Regions from separate parts of the Homo sapiens genome. Here region 1 is linked to region 2. A link is a loop called in an ENCODE intact Hi-C map of the cell type or tissue named here. Cell type or tissue: K562. All regions are shown on one strand. Links, peaks and the distances in the headings refer to the core of each region. The heading gives the core; the rest is flanking DNA. Region 1 overlaps HSD17B12 (hydroxysteroid 17-beta dehydrogenase 12). Region 2 overlaps HSD17B12 (hydroxysteroid 17-beta dehydrogenase 12).

Region 1 (2,924 bases), core at 262-2,761, 58 kb before region 2:
TCAGCCTTTATCCTGGAGCAGTGGAAAGCAGTTGAGGTGATTTTAAGCAGAAGGGTAACACTGTTGTGTTTGCAACTGTAAGCCGAATTTCTTGTTTCTATGACTTCCCTAGAGTTATTGCCGGCCCTCTTTGGGAAAACATTGTTACACAGAGATAGATCAGTCTAGGTATTCAGATAAACTCAGTTAAAATTGCCTTTTTTAAAATGTCAATTGGCTGGGCGCAGTGGCTCATGCCTGTAATTCCAACACTTTGGGAGGCTGAAGTGGGCGGATCACTTGAGGCCAGGAGTTTCAGACCAGCCTGGCCAACATGGCAAAACCACATCTCTACTAAAAATACAAAAATTAGCCAAGTGTGGTGGTATGCACCTGTAGTCCCCGCTACTCGGGAGGCTGAGGCACCAGAATAGCTTGAACCCAGGAGGCGGAGGTTGCAGTGAGCCGAGATTGCACCACTGCGCTCCAGAGTGGGCAACTGAGCAACACTCTGTCTCAAAAAAAAAAAAAATTTAATGAATACAATAAAATGGGAATTTATGCTTTTTGTAAGGGATGCTACTTTTGTGCACTTCTTAGTTATCATCTCTCAGAGACCATTTCTGTCTGGGGGAAAAGTCTGATCACTGTGGTATGGGAAGTTCTTCTCTTACAGGGACTGAGTGATGGGGTTATTGAAACACTGAAACTAGGTTATTGCGTTGTCATGGTAACTCCATAATACCATGGTGTGGTAGTTGAGAAGCTTGCCACAAATCTGTATCAGAAAGAACGCTTTGTTTTATTTGTCGATTTTTGTCTACAAAACAATGCGTTTGCCCTATCTCTAACTGGCAATTCCAGGAAAACTATCCAGTTTCTGGAAAGTTATCTTTGCCACCATTTAGTGAAGTTATTTCCATTTAAATAACCTAGTCATTGTGGAAGAGAGGAAGGGCTAGACAGTTTAAGAACTTGAACAATTGGTGCCTCTCAAGAGTATTACATTGGGAAACAGTATAGCTAACAAACAGATTGGCTTTGGAGTCAGTGGGCAAGCTGTGCTGTTACTAAGCTGGTTGACCTTAGGCAAAAATAGTTAACCTCTGAGCATAACTTCTTTCATTTTTTAGGGGGATGATACTTTTCGGGATTATTATGACAATTAAATGAGATGTAAATGAGGTTCTAGTATAGTCCTTACTGTATTTTTATGAATATTAAGTAACATATATTTAAGAGCATCATTTGTTTGTATAGATTACTCTTATTGGATGAAAAGGGATTGTTGAAACTAAGAAATAATTGTAGTTCACTCAGCAGGTATACACTTGAAAATCTAAAATTATGAACAGACCAATTAGGAGATGACTAGTGCTACTGCAGAAGAATTCCTTGCTTGGGTAAAAGATTTACTAAGCAGTTCCTTTATATATAGATCCCCTTAGTGAGTAAATCTAAGATAGGAAGGACTTCAAAAAATTTGGTTATTTATAATTTTTCAATTACATTTGTAAAAACCTTAGAGTTATCTTTAAGTCTTCACCACATGCAGCCTTTTAGGAAATCCCGTTGACTCTGAACTTCAAAATATCCAGAATCTAGTGAGTTCTAAGCCACCACAGACTCTTGTCTCTCTAATAACAAGTTTCTTATCTCTCTGCTTCCACCTTGGCTCTCCTGCAGTTGATTCTCACACAGCAGCCACAGTGATCCTTGACAAGCTTTGGTCAGATTATGTGATGCTCTGCCTAGATCTCTCTAGTGGTTTCTCACCCACTCAGATTAAAACTCAGTATTTGTCTCGTGGCTTTGAATAAGGCTTTATTTTATTTTATTCTATTTTATATTTATGTTTATTTTTATTTTTTGAAGCTGGGTCCTGCTCTGTCACCCAGGCTGGAGGGCTGTGGTGTGATCTCAGCTCACTGCAGCCTCTGCCTCTCAGGTTCAAGTGATTCTCCTGCCTCAGCCCCCCAAGTAGCTGGGACTACAGGCGAGTGCCACCACACCCTGATAATTTTTTTGTATTTTTATTAGAGACGGGGTTTCACCATACTGACCAGGCTGGTTTTGAACTCCTGACCTCAGGTGATCCACCTGCCTCAGCCTCCCAAAGTGCTGGGATTACAGGTGTGAGCCACCGCACCCGGCCTGAACAAGGCTTTAAACCACCTGCTTCCTGCTTCCATTGACCTCTGACCTCATCTCCACTACTCTTACTCCGTTCCACCCACATACACCTCTTGCTGTTCCTTGAACAACCTTGGCATTGTTGCTTTGGGGCCTTTGCTTTTTCCTCTTCACGGAATGCTCTTCCCCCAGATATCCATGTGACTGACCCTTCTTACTCTCCTTCAAGTCTTTGCAGAAATATCACCTTTTCAATGGAACCGCCCCTCCTACCTATAAACTCACAGTCGTTTCTCCCTCACTCCCACTCCTATCCATTACCCTGCCCCACTTTTCCTTTTTGTCATAGCACTTGTCACCATCTCCCCTACTGTATACTTTGCTCATTTATGATGTTTCTGTTAGAATGTGAGCACTGTAAGGCAAGGATCTTTGTCTTTTAATCTCAAGCACCTAGAACAATGTCTGTACACAGTAAGTGCCAATGTACCTTTGTTGAATTAATGGAAATATCTGTTAAGTAAGGTATTCATACATATATATATATATATATATATATATATATATATATATATATATTTTTTTTTTTTTTTTTCTGAGACAGGGTCTCACTATATTGCCCAGGCTGGCCTCAAACTCCTGGGCTCAAGCAATCCTCCTGCCTTAGCCTCCTGAGTTGCTGGGACTATAGGCATGTGTCCCAGCTGTGTCTGGCTTCCAGTCTTTTTAATATTAAGGGATAATGATTTTTGTGAATTATCTTCTCTTTTTACATTCTCTTATCAGCTACAAATCTAACAAATATTAGCGGT
Region 2 (2,924 bases), core at 115-2,614:
TACTTTATAAATTTATCTTGCTTATCTTTTGGACTTCTGTAATAACACTTAGCTTAAAAAAGAAACACATTGTATACTGTACAAAAATATCTTCTTTATATCCTTATTCCATTTTTAATTTTTGAAATTTTATTTTTTACTTTTTAAGCTTTTTTTTGTTAAAAACAGAGATATAAAACATACACACTGGCCTGGGCCTACACCAGGTCAGGATCCTCAATATCAGTGTCTTTTACCTCCACATTTTGTCCCATTGGAAGGTCTTCAGACTCAATCACACACATAGAGCTGCCATCTCCTATGATAACAGTGCTTTCTTCTGGAGTATCTCCTGAAGGACCTGCCTGAGGCTGTTTTACAGCTAACTTTTTTCCTGTAAAGCAGAAGGAGTATACTCTAATGTGAAAAAGTATAGTATTATAGTAAATACATAACTCAGTAGCATAGTTGTTTATTATCATTATCGAGCACTATATGTTATATATAATTGTATGTGTTCTACTTTTCTATTACTGGCATAGTTGTAGGTTTGTTACACCAGCATGACCACAAACACGTGATTAATGCATTACGTTATGACATTATGACAGCTACAGTGTCACTAGATGATAGGAATTTTCCAGCTCCATTGTAATCTTAGGGGACCAGAGCTGTATATGTGGTCCTTTGTTGACCAAAACATTGTTATGCAGCTGCTGACTGTATGTGGTTTGCTTGCTCCACAGTTGTAGGCTTAATGCAGAATAATCTAGTTACCAACAGGATTTGTAAATAGGTCAGTGGCTAATAGGTGTTAGTGTAGGAAAGTGTAAGATACTGTACTTGTAAATAAAGACTTTTGAGAAACCAGGTTGTCAGGAAAACTGTCCAAGTCTTGCGTGTTTTGCAACTTTTTAGACCAACTAAATGCCGATCATCATTTAAACACTTACCAAATGTCTACTGAACACCTACCTTGTGCATGTTGCCTAGCAAGGAGACTAGAATCTTACAGAAGAATTAAGACATGTAGATGTAAGGAAATACAATTCAAAATAGAGTGGTAAAGTGCCATAGACTTAAAGATGTGCCAAGTGTTGTGGGAGTTTAGAAAGAGGAAGTTTTCTTTCACGTAAAGTGATCTAGAACAGTGAAGTTGGTGGATCTTCAATAAGGCTTTGATGGAAGAGGGTAGGAGGTGAGGTTCTGTGTTGGAAACAGGGCTTGTGGGGTGCCTGCATAAACTGCCCATAAAAATAGGGGACAATAAGTTCTGGAAAGCCACAAGAGGCCTCTGAGGAGGAAAGCCTCCTAATTGCCATCATGTTCCCATGCTCAGAGTGAGAGCTGCTCTCTTATCTGTAAACACTGTGTTCAAGGAGAAAGACACTCCTTTGAAGCGTTGGAATGTGGACAGATATGCAGGCTCCTAGTTAAGCCTACTCCCACCAGCTACTCTTCGATAAGTTAAAGATATGCTGTTTGAACACAAAGGAGATTCACTTAAACCGCCACTGCTATAGATTATGTGCATGACGGACTGCCTTCCATTCACCATTTTGCCCTGAACGTCTGCTTCTTAGATCTAAGTGACTGTACTCAATAAAAAGTGTGGAGACCAGAGCTCTGAGCCTTTTGCAGCCTCCATTTTGCAATTGGCTCTCTGGCCCCCACTCTTTATGCATTCTTAACCTGTCTCATTCCTTCATTGCCACTGGATTTTGAGTACCCTGCGGGTGGTGTTGAGGCTGGTCCCCAACAGTTCTGGGGTCTTGGAGAGGGGAGAAAAGTTTATCACAGAGAAAAGGAAGAGGAGAAAAGTGGAAACAATTAGAATATGTGTATCCATCACTTATGAAATGTTAGTGAATCAATAACAAGAATACAGTATAAAATTTGGATTCCTGTGCCTCTAAAAACAGTCGGGAGATGAAAAGTTACAGAAAATTATGTTCATTGCTACTCTAGTCACAATACCAAAGACATGGAATTAGTCCAGGTGCCCATCAATGGTAGATTGGGTAAAGAAAATGTGGTGCATATACACCATGGAATACTACACAGCCATGAAAAAGAATAAAATCATGTCCTTTGCAGCAACATAGATGAAATTAGAGGCCATAATCTTAAGCAAATTAACACAGGAACAGAAGACCAAATACTGCATGTTCTTACTTATAAGTGGGAGCTAAACACTGAGCACACGTGGAAATAAATATGCAAACAGTAGACACTGTGGTCTACTAGAGGGTGGAGGGAAAGGGGGTGAGTTGAAAAACTACCTATCAGGTACTATCCTCACTACCTGTGTGGTGGGATATATACCCACAACCTCAGCATCAAGCAATATTCCCATGTAACAAACCTCCACATGTACCCTCTATATCTAAAATAAAAGTTGAAATTAAAAAAACAAAAACAAAAGTTATGAATTGATCATGAGGTTGGAGGAGATTTTATAAGATGCTCAGTTTTCTGTAATTAGGTTCTCCCACAAACATTTAAATCTGTTAGTTACTAATGTTTCCTATAAACAGGACAATAGTGACAAAAACACATGGGTTACCTTTGGAAGATGCCAGAGTACCAGTTTATTTTGAAAACTGATAAATAAAGGCAAAAAAAAATTCAAACATTTATCTTGTGTTCTTATGCAATCTATATATCATGGTAACTAACTAATGAGGAATAATTTGTCTCTGGAAATATTCCAGCTAATAGATGAAGATGAATGATTGAACTCTAATATGACCATTTTGCAACCCCTAATGAAATAATGGATCTCAGTGGTGACCAGCAGTGGCTGCTAATATAACAAAACAAAAGATAACCAGACATATGCTTCCTGATGTAAAAATGCATTATCCCTTATGAAGTACTCCTACCAAAAAAATCAAACCTGAATTTGATCAATATCTATATCCAACCACCATGGGACAGAGGAA

Evidence for each region. A loop is a pair of places that touch in the nucleus more often than their neighbours do. Peaks named below come from ENCODE experiments on the same cell type or tissue, not always from the same donor. Only the 100,000 strongest peaks of a DNase experiment are listed, where the experiment ranks them.
Region 1: a loop joins it to region 2, with 2.6 times the contacts of the local background. A loop is called at or near these places in 15 of 110 quality-filtered maps.

Annotation. Positions count from the first base shown.
Region 1 is chr11:43,687,715-43,690,638 of GRCh38, forward strand. All of the region lies in intron 1 of HSD17B12 (hydroxysteroid 17-beta dehydrogenase 12), which reads left to right. Among named protein-coding and RNA genes, the nearest start is that of HSD17B12, 8.4 kb to the left of the region's middle. In K562, for the core only: no CTCF peak of the experiment used is centred there; a DNase peak (open chromatin) is centred at 1,647.
Region 2 is chr11:43,746,235-43,749,158 of GRCh38, forward strand. The region is part of intron 1 of HSD17B12 (hydroxysteroid 17-beta dehydrogenase 12); the gene reads left to right. Among named protein-coding and RNA genes, the nearest start is that of HSD17B12, 67 kb to the left of the region's middle. In K562, for the core only: no CTCF peak of the experiment used is centred there; DNase peaks (open chromatin) are centred at 677 and 1,427; H3K4me3 peaks cover 237 bases.